Regions from separate parts of the Homo sapiens genome. Here regions 1 and 3 are each linked to region 2. The links are chromatin contacts, found by Hi-C in ENCODE. All regions are on one chromosome and are shown on one strand. The core of a region is the stretch at or near the end of the contact, and the rest is flanking DNA. Distances in the headings are between cores, read along the strand shown.

Region 1 (4,617 bases), core at 1,065-3,564, 6.6 Mb before region 2:
TGGTTCCTAATCTAAGTATGAATATAGTAACAGGAGTCTCTAAGCTAATTTCAAAAAGCCCAAACTATTTTATTTTTCCCCTCAGTAAGACTGTACCATTCATCATTACAGGAAAAGACCAATTTAGTGAAGCACTATTTTTCACATGTTAATCAGAGGTTCACTGGTAGTTATAGGTCTGATTTTTATCAGAAAAAAACATTCATAAATAAGGTTGAGTAGACACAATCTTTCAAAATAAAGCAGCCAGGGAGAAATCAAATTATAATAAAAACCGTTCTAGATTGTGCACTGGTTACAGGGGGAAAAAGTCTTCAAAGTTGGAAAATGGTTTCTAGTCCTGAGCAACATAATTAGGAGAAAGCCACTGCATTTGTCTGGGCCTCCATTCTTAAGCTATAAAATAAAGGTTTGATCAAATGATCTCTGAGATGTCTTACAGCTCTAAAATGCCTCTTTATGATTTTGATATTATAAGTGCCCTAAATGCCCAGAGTCACCTCACTCCTGGATGTATCACTCCATTCTCTCTAGCACTGCAATCCTGATTAGAGCCCAGTATCCAGTAGATAAGGTTTCTCTCCTCTACCTAGCAACTCAGCCAAGAGGATGTTTTCAGAGAAACTCTGTACACTTCAGGACACTGAGAAGGGGAAGGAACCCTAGTTACAACAGGAAACACTAGAACCAGAAAGGGGAAACAAAGCAAGTCACTGCTGCACATGGCATACAAACAGTGTGGCAGGCCTTGGTTTTCCACTAATCTTCACAACAACCCTTCCACTAGGAATTACTATCTATATCAGCCCCTCCCCTACCCGCCCCGCCCCCAATTTACAGATGGGATAACTGACTTGCCTAATGCATTCTGATCCATTTGTTTTACAAAAATAGCCCCATGGCTTTAGATTATGAATTTTACAGAGCAGAGTTGTAAGCGGGGACAAGGATTTGCGACTGGGGCTGAGAATGATCTTAGCCTATAATTACAGACTTGTTAAATTTGGTTAAGAATTTTTTTCTGTACTTTTTGAGTACAGAAAGCTATGCAAGATGCTATACTAAGTTGCATACATCAAAGTCAAAGTCACAGTCAGAGGTTTGAGTAATAATGTCATATTTTCTGGACAACCAGACAGCTGCTTATAATCAAAACCCAAAAGATATATTTGAGCAGCTCGATGGGTAAATGTTTTCCATCTCTATTCCAGAATTTAAATTCCATTTTCATCGTATAAGGCTGTCTTATTTCCTATATTTTGTATTTGATTAGAAATAATTCCAGAAGCCTGAACTTCGTCTGATCTAAAATTAATTTCACTTGTATACTAATTATAAGCCACAATTATTTAACAATCTGAAGATTGTAATTTACATCATAATCAGAGTCTGTGACTTAAAAATAGTTACTATTTTCAAGCATGTTAACATCAACATTAACGTAAATATCCTATTTACTTTTATGAAATGAATGTGTTCCTTTTCTCAAAAAAGGTACAGAAAGGACAACTGAATTACAGGCCTGAGAGCGAATCCAGAAAAACTACTTATTTAGCAAGATTTTGCATGTATTCAACTGTTTTAATTAAAGAGAGTGTTCGTTTACTTGAGGCCTGGAAAACATTTTCCCAGACCCAAGATCCTGCATGGAAAGACAATAAACCAAGTTAACAGTTCAAGGCTCATTTTAAGTCGATTCCGCTGTGAGAATACTTACAGGGTCCAAGATTGCAAGAGGATGGGTCTAGAAAGGTACACCGTTCCTGCTTGGCTGCACAACCCGGAATTCTGCAGGCTTTCTGGCGGCAATGCCACACTCCAATCCCAAAAGAGAGAGAAGCCCCTCCCGGGCACAGAACTAAGCGCTGCACATTCCGGCGAAGGATGTCTAGCCTGCTGGCAGTCCCATTAACTGGAGCTGTTTTCCGGAATACAGCAACTGTAAACGTGAGCCTGTTTTCCCTATCGACAGCCTCCTCAATCCCCTCTCACTTTGACCTGGGTGGGACGGAGAACCCCCTCCACATAACAGGCTGGGGAGGCCGCTGCGACGCCCCTTTCGAGGAAGGCTGAGGGCGGCCCCGCCGTCGCTTCCGCGGCCCCGGGCCGGGGGCTTTTCTAGCCTGCTCCGGGAGGCTCGGCCGAGGAGCTATGAGGCCGCCCATGCCGCCTCCCTCGGCTGCCCACAAGAGGCCCTCCCAGACTCATCATGCCGGAGCCCGAACCGGCGGGTAACCAACCCTCCATAAGCCGTACTCACCTGTCAGGAAGTGGTCGCCCAGCAGCCATCTTAGGACCCCGTCAACATCGCGCCTTCTCATTGGCTCCTGCGTCTCAACCAATGGGCTGGGGCCGTTCTGGCCCTAGGGTCGCCTTAGCAACCGGCCTCCTGGGGCTTCCCTTTTTAGTCCGCCCGAAGGAGGTGGTTCCTTTCTTTCTTTTTTTTCTCTCTTTTATCTTGCCGTTTTCTCTTTCTTCTGAACATTTTTAAAGACTTTGTTCTTTCTTCATTCCCTGCTGTAGGCCAATGCGTCTGGGCAAGGAAAGGGCTGACATAGACCTTGAACTGAGAGTTGATGCCACCAGGAGGGAGAATCTTGCAGAGTGCTTTCTTTCTAGGCCCCTCTGCAAACGTCTTCATTCATTCATCCTTTCCCCTCACTCTCTTCCTTTTTTTTAATTTTTTTTCTTTCTTCACCTATTTATTGGGCGCCTACTTTGTACCAGGCATCGTGCTAATCTCTGGTTAGCAGAAAACATGCTGACTCTTGCTCTCTTGGCGCCTACCGTCTGGTGATGGGGTCCAAGGTGCTTCACTGACTGGACCAAAAGTTTACCGAACTTCTTTTTTTCTTATTTGTGGCAGGCACTGTGTTATGCCCAGAAGGGGGTGCTTGGGGAACATAGAAAATAAGGGGAAAAAAAAGAGAGAGAAAAGCACTGCGAAGAGGATAAAATACCCTATGGATAGGGATGGGAATAGGGCTATTTTAGAAATATTTGCATTTTCCGAAATACTGTTTTATAATAAGAATAACATTAAGTGTACCTATTTGCTAATTTTGTGATGATTATATAAGAAAAGCCTGGGCAACAGAACCAGACCCTATTTCAAAAAAAGAAAAGAAAAGAAAATACAGTAGGCTTCCCTCATCTGTGGCTTCTCTTAGCCTGATTTCAGTTACCTGGGGTCAACCAAGGTCCAAACACATTAAGTAAAAAATTCCAGAAATAAGCAATTCAAATGTTTCATTGCAAGCCCATTCTGGATATCCTGATGAAATCTGCAGTGTGAATCATCGCTTTGTCCATGCATGCTGTTAGGCTACCAGGTTCTTAGTCACTTAGTAGCCATCTTGGTTATCAGATTGAAAAACTATATGTGGGGTTCGCCATTATTCCAGGATTCAGGCATCTACCGGGGAGTCTTGGAAGGTATTCCCTGCGGATAAGGGAGGCTACTGTACACATAAAGACTTTAACATGTTACCTAGCCCACGCTAATTTTCAATCTCAGCTGTTTTTTGCTGTTAACATTACCAATAATGTCTTTCTTCAAAGCAAGCTAAATGTGTATAAAATTTTGCATTGCACTCAGTAATATATCTCAATTTCACATCAACAGATGGTTAAGCCTATTAACTATCCACTAAACCACCTCACCTCCAACATCTTCCAGAAGATGCGCCAAGTTTAGAGAGCAGTTTTCTATAACCCCAGAATCATAGTAAAACCTGAATCAGCAAGTTTGGATCGCCGAGGTCCCTCTTCCTGTTCACATTCTCTGATTCTAGAGTAGAAGCAAGGCTGAATGAGTTAAGGATCTGTGTAAAACTATTTTGGCCAAATCTGTTCAGCTTCTCAGTAGGATTTTCCTTGAATCCAAATCTTTAAAAAGTTAAACAGGTAACAAGAAGGTGTGCCTGAGAGTGCTGTTGTAACTGCATTAGGCTTCTTAATTGCTCTTCATCTGGGGATAGCAAAATACTACAGACAAGGTAGCTTAGGCAACAGGAATTTATTTCTCACAGTTCTAGATGCTGGGAAGTCCAAGATCAAGATGCCAGCAAAGTAGGTTTTTTTTTTTTTTTTTTTTGAGGCCTCTTCTCTTGCGTGGTAGGCAGCCACCCTTGCCCTGTCGTGCTCCCATCACCTTTTCTTTATATGCACAGTTTGGGGAGCTCTCCAGTGTCTCTTCTCTGTACTTAAAAGGACACTAATCCTGTTGGATCAGGGTTCTACCCTTCTGACCTTATTTAACCTTAATTACTGCCTTAGAGGCCACATCTCCAAACACAGCCACACTGTGGGTTATGGCTTTAAGATAGGAATTTTAGGGGTGCACAAACATTCAGCTCATAACAATTGCTGATGGTGGAAATGTTACCAGAATGGGGAAAGAGATAGCAGAGGGGGAAGAACTGAGGCATGGGGTAGGAAGGAATTAATGTTTGTATGTTTAAGAATGATCTGGGGCTGGGCATGGTGGATCACGCCTGTAATCCCAGCACTTTGGGAGGCCGAGGCAGGTGGATCACTTGAGGTCAAGAGTTCGAGACCAGCCTGACCAACATGCTGAAACCCGCTCCCCCCTACTAAAAATACAAAAATTAGCCG
Region 2 (4,703 bases), core at 155-2,654:
CATATCTGGTCCTCTCAGGAGAGATTTTTTTTTTCAGGCAGATTTGTGGTGGACATAGAGGAAGGTCACAGGATGGTACTATGTTCCACAAAACTGTGTCCTGTACTGCATGCATACAGATTAGGCAACATTATTAAATACGTTTATTTCCTTTCTTTCCTTCCTTCCTTCCTCCCTCCCTCCCTCCCTTTCTTTCTTCCTTTTTTTTTTTTTTTGAGACAGAGTCTTGCTCTGTCGCCCAGGCTGGAGTGCAATGGCGTGATCTTGGCTCACTGCAACGTCTGCCTCCCGGGTTCAAGCAATTCTCTTGCCTCGGTCACCCGAGTAGCTGGGATTACAGGCACCCACCACCACGACTGGCTAATTTTTTGTATTTTTAGTAGACATGGGGTTTTGCCATGTAGACCAGGCTGGTCTCGAACTCCTAACCTCAGGTGATCCACCTACCCGGGCCTCCCAAAATGCTGGGATTACAGGAGTGAGCCACCGCACCTAGCCTGTTACATTGCATTTTCTACTGTTAAGATGTTTTTTCCACTTGGGAATCATGTTGATCATACACAGAGAATGGAAGATACGTTGCAGTTTATACAAATGACATTTTCTGCAACGCGTCTGAGAACATGTTCTTGTAACAACTGAACATTTCTAACATTTCTTTTGAGGGGAACACCCATTTTATAACACTTTCTACTTAAAAGCACAGATCCCTCAAAGACCCTGAGTAAGCTGGATCCGTTACCATTTCCTTTAGCAGAGCGCCTTCGATTTCCCTTAGCTGCATATGTCCACCTCTGCGGGGGGCTCCACAGCCTCAGCCTGATCTTTCCGTCCTAGGCCTGATTATGGACTGCCAAGACTTTTTGGAGAAAGCAGTTTCTTGTCGCTCTTCTTTTTTCATTCTTCTTGATTTGCTTCCCTCTAACTATTGTCCCGAATCTCCTCCAGTTTCCAGAGCAACCCTCAGCAGGAGACTCTGTGCTTGATTCACCAAGGAGGAGAAAGGGTTTGAACTCCACTCCATCACCTCTGTCTCACCCACCAAAACCTCCCTAGAGCTGTTTTTCACAGCTTCCTCTCCTCGTTTCTGAGGAAGATAGGGCTTTCTTGCTTGCCAACACAAATCACTGTGCTCTGAATTTTACCTCCCTTCTGGATTTCAGTCCTTTTACCCCCTCTACATCTCTCCTCCATTTATAAAAGTGCTCAGAGATGCCCATTCTTTAAAATAAATACCTAAAAGAAAACAAAACCTTTCCCTTATTTTTGTTACTGCCCTAATCTAGTCTTATATCTCCTGCTTTCCTTTCACTGCCAGACGTCTTGGACTTGTGGTTTATAATCACATGGCTTCAGCTTTTGAAACTTGGCTTCTCTCCCTACCATCCTACTGAGAACTGTTCTCTAGAAGGTCACTGAGTCTCTTGTTTGTCAGATCCAGTGGCCTTTCCTCCGTTCTAATGCTCGAAATCTGTAGCATCTGACAATTTTTATTACCATGTGCTTCAGGCTCACTGTACCCTCGGCTTCCAGAACACCGTACTACCAGCTTCATCTCCTACCTTTCTGACCACTCCTCTTTTTTTTTCCTTCGGTAGTTCTTTCTTCCCCACTCCTGTGGCTTCCATACTAAATTCTACATAGAGAGCTCCCTGATGTTGATCTCCAGGATTGCCCTACACATTTCAGACCAGCATTTCCCCCACCAGCCATTCCCTTCCTCCTGAGTCCAGGATCTCCTGATTCAAGGGTCCACATCTCCTCTGACCCAGTTCCTCTCTTGCGTGTCCCACTGTTGCACATACTGCCGTCACTCAGAGTTCACGGACTTTTTTTTTTTTTTTTTTTTTGGTGACAGGATCTTGCTCTCTTGCCCAAGCTGGAGTGCAGTGGCATGATTATAGCTCACTGCAGCCTTGAACTCCTGGGCTCAAGCAATTCTCCCTCCTCAGTCTCCTGAGTAGCCAGGACAACAGGTGTGAGCCACTGAGCCTGGCAGGTTAAAAATTATTTTTTGTAGCAATGGGGTCTCATTATGTTGCCCAGTTTGGTCTTGAATTCCTGGCCTCAAGCGATCTTCCACCTTGGCCTTCCCAAGTGCTAGAATTACAGGCATGAGCCACTGCTCCTGGCCCACTCTCTGACTTTTGATTCTTTCTTCTGCCTCAGAGTTAGTCACTGGCAAATTCTGAACATTGCACTGTCTCCCATTTCACTCTTGGCCCTCCTTTCCATTCCCACAGCTACTTTGGTTTTAGGTCCTTGTCTCTTCTCTGCCCCTGTTTCTACTTCTGCCCTCATTTGTCTCACAGACATTCCAGGTAAAGGTGGGCAGCTCCAATACTGGCACCTTCCTGCTCAAAACCTCTTTATGGCTTTCTACTGTTAATGGAACTACAGATCCACAATTTTGCATGCAAAACTTTCACAAAAATGCAATATGGATTTATGAACTCTACAGTTAGTTTGGGAAAAACTGAAATGAAAGCCAGAACAAACTATCAACAAAACTATACTGTCTCTACCCTTTACTACAAAGGTTTTTTTTTTTTTTGAGATAGGGTCCTGCTCTGTTGTCCAGGGTGTAGTGCAGTAGTGCCATCATGGCTCACTGCAGCCTGGACCTCGCAGGCTCAAGCAATTCTCCTGCCTTGGCCTCCCAAAGTACTAGGATTAGAGGCATGAGCCACTGCACCCAGCCTAATATAAGGTTTCTAAGAAAAGGAAATTAAAAACCCCAAAAAGACAGTGGATACTTTTTCCAAATGAAATATTTCTCAGAGTCCAGATAAACATAAGTAGAATGTCAATTCGGTAGGTGTGCCAAACAGCCACCGTTCTGTAACTGTGACAATGCCCTCTGCTGTATTTATTGATGATATCTTTTTAATTCAAATATAGTGGAACATTTGACCATGGAATCAAGAGTTCTGTGTTCTGCTGGGCATGGTGGTATGTGCCTGTAATCCTAGCATTTTGGGAGGCAGAGGCAGGAGGATCGTTTGAATCCAGCAGTTCAAGATAAGCCTGGGCAACAAAGACTTTGTCTCTACTAAAAATTTAAAAATTAGCCAGGTATGGTGGTGCATGCCTGTAGTCCTAGCTACTGGGAAAGCCAAGGTGGGAGGATCACTTGAGCCCAGGAGTTTGAGGCTGCAGTGTGCTATGATTGCACCACTGCACTCCAGCCTGGGTAACAGAGTGAGATCTTGTTTTCACAAAAATAAAAAAATAAAAGAAATAAAGAGTTATGTGTTCCTGTTCGAATTGCAGAGTTAATTGGTCTAGCTCTTGTTAAGTCACTTAACATCTTTAGGCATTAATTTCCATATCTGCAATCTTTTGGGGTTTGAGGACTGTTTTGTCGGTAGTTCTCAATACTGGCTGCACGTTTCAGGTACCTGGGGAGTGGGTTTAAAACACATCCACAGGCCGGGCGCGGTGGCTCATGCCTGTAATCCCAGCACTTTGGGAGGCCAAGGCAGGTGGATCATGAGGTCAGGAGATCAAGACCATCCTGGCTAATATGGTGAAACCCCGTCTCTACTAAAAAATACAAAAAAAAATTAGCCGGGCATGGTGGCGGGCGCCTGTAGTCCCAGCTACTCAGGAGGCTGAGGCAGGAGAATGGCGTGAACCCGGGAGGTAGAGCTTGCAGTGAGCCAGGTTCGTGCTACTGCACTCCAGCCTGGGTGACGGAGTGAGACTCTGTCTCAAAAAAAAAAAAAAAAATAAATAAATAAAAATAAAAAATAAATCAAACAAAACATATCCATGCCCAGGCCCCCCTCTTAGGGATTGTTTCGATAGGACATCTGTCTCTCTCTCTCTCTTTCTATTTTTTTATTTGTTTGTTTGTTTGTTTTTTTAGACAGAGTCTCACTCTGTTGCCTAGGCTGGAGTGCAATGACACGGTCTCGGCTCACTGCAACCTCTGCCTCCTGGGTTCAAATGATTCTCGTGCCTCAGCCTCCCACGTAGCTGGGGTTAAAGGCACGTGCCACCATGTCCGGCTAATTTTTGTATTTTTAGTAGAGACAAGGTTTCACCATGTCGGCCAGGCTGGTCTCAAACTCCCGACGACCTCAGGTGATCTGCCTGCCTCGGCCTCCCAAACTGTTGGGATAATAGGCGTGAGCCACCGTGCCCGACCTATAATTACAGGTCTTTCTTTCTTTCTTTTTTTTTTTTTTTTGAGACGGAGTTTTGCTCTTGTTGCTCAGGCTGGAGTGCAATGACACAATCTCAGCTCACTGCAACCTCCGCCTCCGGAGTTCAAGAGGTTCTCCTGCCTCAGTCTCCCAACTAGTTGGGACTACAGGCATGCACCACGACGACCGGCTAATTTTTTGTATTTAGTAGAGATGGGGTTTCACCATGTTGGTCAGGCTGGTCTCAAACTCCTGACTTCAGGTGATCCACCCACCTCGGCCTTCCAAACTGCTGGGATTACAAGGGTGAGCCACCGTGCCTGGCCATAATTACGGTTATTTCTGTCTTACTCTTTTCTCTATGCTGTAGTTTCCTCACTAAGATGTGTCTTACCTTTGTAGGCTTCTTATTCATTGGTACGTGATATTCACTATTTACTCAACTGAGGAAGGAGATAATAAACTTTATCCCAGTGATATCCCATTTCCTTCCCAAAATAAACTACAACTCAAGCGAAACAAAAACACCTAATTCTGTGATTCCTGTTAGTT
Region 3 (4,434 bases), core at 1,640-4,139, 6.2 Mb before region 2:
GGTTCATCTAGGTAGGTGATCATATTATCTGCAAATAATAACTTTTATTGCTTCCCTTACAATCTTTATACCTTATTTTTTTGCTCCTTATAATGTTAGCCAGGACCTTCCTACAATGCTAAACAGTAGTAATGACAGGAGCATCCTTATCTTGTTACGGATCTTAAAGTATATGTATCTAAAATTTCTCCATTAAGTATTATTATTTACTGAAGGTTTTTGGTAATGACCTTTATCTAGTTATCTTGTACTCCTAGGTTACCAAGAGTTTTTATCATAAATAGCTGCTGGATCTAGTTGAATGATTTCAGGGCACCAATTGAGATAATCGTAATTTTTTTCCTTTAGTCTATTAAAGAGCTAAATTAGATAAGTAGATGTTAAACCATGCTTTCATCTCTAGGACTAACTCTATGGATCAGGACTCTGTAACACACTGTTGGATTTGATGAGCGAGTATTTATTCTGCAGTATTTTCATTTCTATGCTAAGTAAAACAGACCTATAATTTTCTCTTCTTACATGTCCTTATCTGTTTTAGAATCAAGATTTCACAAGCCTCATAAAATGAACTTGGTATTTTTTCTATTTTCCAGTGCAACTTGCAAAAAGAATTAAGTGTTAAAGTATGGTGGAACTCATCAGCGTATCTGGATGCAGAGCTTCTAAAAAGGGAGATCTTTACCATTTCAGTTTATTAGTTCAAGATATTTCTTCTGATACCAATTTTCACATTTACTAGTTTTCTAAGAACTATATTTTTCATTTAGGCTTTCAAATTCATCAGCCTAAGTTCATAACGTTCTTTTTTTAATCTGATATTTGTAGTTATTTTCCATTTTTCATTTATTTGCATCTTTTTTTCTTGTCGTTTTTATCAGAGGTCTGTCTGCCTAGCTTACTCATCTTTTCACAAAAATAATCTTTTGGTGTGACAAATCCTTTTGTTCTCAATTTTACTGATTTCTGTTCCTAACTTTATGCTCTTTTTTGAACTCTTCAAAGGAACTTTACTAAGGCAATCTTCCTTCGTGACTCAGGTGAAGTCATTCTGCCACTCTACAGGAGGTCTGGTTCCACAACACAGCCTTCAACACACAAACTATACAATATAAACATGATTATCATGAATAAGGAGAAAAAGCGTATATAATCTTACCAAACGTACATATCAATGTCTTTGACTAAGGCAGTATCTTGGGGCAAATAAAATTACGCGCTGTTCCCACACACAGTGTGTAAGATTCCGACTATCTGCATCAAGGCAAATATTTTCTCTGCACAGCTAACTGGACAAGTACAGCTTCATAAAATTAGTAGCTAGAAATGAACTCTCCAGTTGCTTTACCAGATGCCACTCAAAACTTGCAGTTAATAATAGGAGAGAAAAACCTGGCTGTGATGGTCACAATCATTTTCAACATCCTATCACCACCACCACCGCCACGCACACATACACACAAACCAAAGTAAAAGCACATTCTTTTCCTAGCTATGGAAGCATACATATATCCTGGTCAGAGGCAGTTTCGGATTACAAAACAGATTTTGGTCTTAAATCTTAATGCGTGCAATTGAGCGTTAAGACAGACTACTAACATAAAGTTCAACATGCAACCCAATCTTGGGTTTGGACACAAGACATAACCCATCCTGAAAGGCTTATTCTTATGAGTGTAAGCTCTGAAAAGTGATTTTATGCATTATTAGCTTCAAGACGATGTCGGAGCTGCCACTGCATCGGAAAGCAACTCATTATTTCCCTAGCAGGATGCAAAAGTGTAACACAGTAGAGAAGGAACAAGGTGTAGATATAGGTCAACTTTCAAATTCCTTACTTGTTTAACACAGCCTGGCCAAAAACACAAGAACACAAGTTGCCAGATTTCTTTTCTCTCTCTGGCTGCAGAAGACTGAAGGCCTTTCCCTAACGAGACTCAGGCAGCCTTATTTTCCCCTCACTTTGAGGGTGAAACTTCAAGAGAAGACGGGTGCGAAAAGAGCTTCCCAATGTTGAGAGACTGCCAGTTGTGATAGGGATCGCACTGACCGAACTTGGGGCTCCGTGTGTACCAGGCTGCCTCTCTAGGCCAGGTAATACAAGAAGCCAGGGCCGCTCAGGCGCTGGCCGCAGACACCAAATGAGGGGGAGGGGACGGTGAGGGGGAAGGAGGCAGGGAGGCGAAGGCGGACGGGGAGAAGAGGAAAGACCGAGGCCTGAAACAAAGGAAGCGGAGCTTTCTCCAAGAGGGGGTGGATTCGGCGTCCGAGTGAGGTGGAGAAAAGCCAAGGCTGCAGGGAAAGGCTGGACTCACAGAACTTGGAGGTGGAGGTGTTGATGTTGATGGTGGAGCTGGCGGTGGGGGCGGGGGCCGCCTTGGCCACGGCGGCGGCCGCGTCGCAGCTCTTCAACATCATGATCACCCCATTAGCCTCCGGCGGTGGCTGCGGCCCCATCGGGAGCCCCTCCTTGGGGCCTTTCCTGTCCACGGAGACCGCGGGCACCGCCAGCAGCTGCCCCCCCGGAGGCTCTCGGGCAGGGGCCGGGATCGACGAGGGGGGCGGCGGAGGTGGCAGGGGCTGCCGGAAGCCGTCCACCGCAGCCTCCCAGTTGTTGTGGTTCTGGTCGTCCATCATCGCCTCGTAGCTGCCCCCCTCCTCCTCTTCCATGCTTTCCTCCATCCTGCTGGCCCCCGGCACCCGCCCGCCTCACAGGCACCTGCCGCCTGTCTCAACCCCGGGCCAGCGGGCACCGCTGCCTCCCCGAGTTACATCGCCGGCGGCAGGAATGGGCGCAGCGGAGAGGGCTGCGGTGCGCAGGGTCTCTCGCTCTCCGCGGGGCCGACTAGCTTGAAGACGCGGCTGACGGCGGTGGGCGCTCCGGGGCTCTAGTCTGGGAGAGGCAGCCGTAAAGCAGCGGCGCTCCTCACGACGTTTTACAGCGGCTTCCAACAGGCAGTTGGAAAGGGCAGCTGGGGGCGCGGCCAGGAGGGCACGTGGTGCGAGGGACTGGCCGCGAGAAAGCGGAGCCAAAAGGGGCGGGAGCTGTGAGTCACTCCCACGCAACAGGGCAGAGGTTCGCCCCGCCTCGGCTGGCAGGGAGCTAACAGGGGAGGCGCGACGGGTCGGGACGGGCATTCGCCGGCCCCGCCCCCTGCCCGGCCTCACGTGACAAAGGTGTGTCTTGCGCACGCGCGTTCGCAATCTGGTTACCATGACGACGAGGCCCTCGCCGGTTCCTGAGGACGCGCGCGGAGCAGTCTTGGCAGTAGCTGTGGACTGGCCAGAGTGATTGGAGGTGTTTTCCTCGCGTCCTCCAAGTCTACGGGGCCTTCGCACCTCTGAGTGCCTGAGAGCCCCGGCTTTTGCTTGGGACGGAGGTACGGGACCACAAGAGGCCCCGGGGTCGCAGGTTATAAACGGATGAGACCGCCCTGGGCGGCCCGTGGTCCGACTGCTCTTGGGTCGGTCCCCAGCCGTCGCGACACACACGCACAAAATCGAGAATAAAAACCGAATCACACATAGCAGGATGGCGCAAAAAAGAAATGCGTTTGAGTTACTCATGTGTTTTTAAAATTCCTTTACGTTTGTATGCACTAAGGCCAGCAACCCAACTTTTAAAAATGCCGGCTCAGGCCGGGCGCGGTGGCTTACTCCTGTAATCCCAGCACTTTGGGAGGCTGAGGCGGGCGGATCACGAGGTCAGGAAATCGACACTATTCTGGCTAACACGGGAAACCCCGTTTCTACTAAAAATACAAAAAAGTTAGCCGGGCGTGGTGGCACGTGCCTGTTGTCCCAGCTAGCTGCTCGGGAGGCTGAGGCAGAATTGCTTGAACCCGGGAGGCAGAGGTTGCAGTGAGCCGAAATCGCGCCACTGCACTCCAGCCTGGGCAACAGAGCGAGACTCCATCTCAAAAAAAAAAAAAAAATGCGAGCTGGGCGCAGTGGCTCACGCCTGTAATTCAACCACTTGAGGAGACAGAGATGGGAGGCCCGCTTGTGCCCAGGAATTCGAGACCAGCCAGACCAGCATAACAAGACCACGCCTCTAAAAACAAAATTAGCCTGGCATGGTGGCGTGTGCCTGTGGTCCCAGCTACTCTGGAGGCTTAGGTGGATCACTTGAGCCCTGGAGGTCAAGGCTGCAGTGAGCCGAGATCGCGCAACTGCACTCCAGCCTGGGTGACAGAGTGAGACTGTCTCCAAAAAAAAAAAGAGAATTAAGTGGTATGCTGAAGGGGAAAACATAAAACCTTAGAATTACATGTGTGGCAAAAAGAGAGGCAGAAGGAAGGCAAATTCTGTTTCAAACAACTAATGGTTTATCATCAACAGACTCTAGGTAGATGGCTGGGTGAGTGCGATGGGATAAAGAAGGGTCTTTACATTTAAAAAAAAAGTCCAATATACAGGGAAGATAGAGTCAAA

What was found. A loop is a pair of places that touch in the nucleus more often than their neighbours do. Pooled maps may share reads with other maps.
Region 1: a loop to region 2 is called in a map of CD4-positive, alpha-beta T cell, with 8 times the contacts of the local background. The contact joins the promoter of FAM204A here to the enhancer-like site in region 2. A Hi-C loop is called at or near these places in 2 of 168 maps with a recorded cell type or tissue (CD4-positive, alpha-beta T cell and CD8-positive, alpha-beta T cell) and 8 of 50 pooled maps.
Region 3: a map of naive thymus-derived CD4-positive, alpha-beta T cell shows a loop between it and region 2 (9-fold over the local background). The contact joins the promoter of CACUL1 here to the enhancer-like site in region 2. A Hi-C loop is called at or near these places in 1 of 168 maps with a recorded cell type or tissue (naive thymus-derived CD4-positive, alpha-beta T cell), 1 of 37 single-sample maps with no recorded cell type and 9 of 50 pooled maps.

What each region holds. Positions count from the first base shown.
Region 1 is chr10:118,340,010-118,344,626 of GRCh38, forward strand. FAM204A (family with sequence similarity 204 member A) reads right to left here and starts at 2,315. Exons shown (of 9, transcript NM_022063.3): 1 at 2,261-2,315; 2 at 1,718-1,918. RefSeq lists enhancers at 2,120-2,619, 2,256-2,475.
Region 2 is chr10:124,910,513-124,915,215 of GRCh38, forward strand. No RefSeq gene overlaps it. Among named protein-coding and RNA genes, the nearest start is that of ZRANB1, 29 kb to the right of the region's middle. Within about 2 kb of position 1,405, at least 4 of the 41 ENCODE cell types and tissues checked have a DNase peak (open chromatin) inside an H3K27ac peak, as active enhancers do.
Region 3 is chr10:118,752,081-118,756,514 of GRCh38, forward strand. CACUL1 (CDK2 associated cullin domain 1) reads right to left here and starts at 2,890. Exons shown (of 9, transcript NM_153810.5): 1 at 2,316-2,890. The coding sequence starts at 2,682. RefSeq lists enhancers at 2,819-2,958, 2,957-3,251.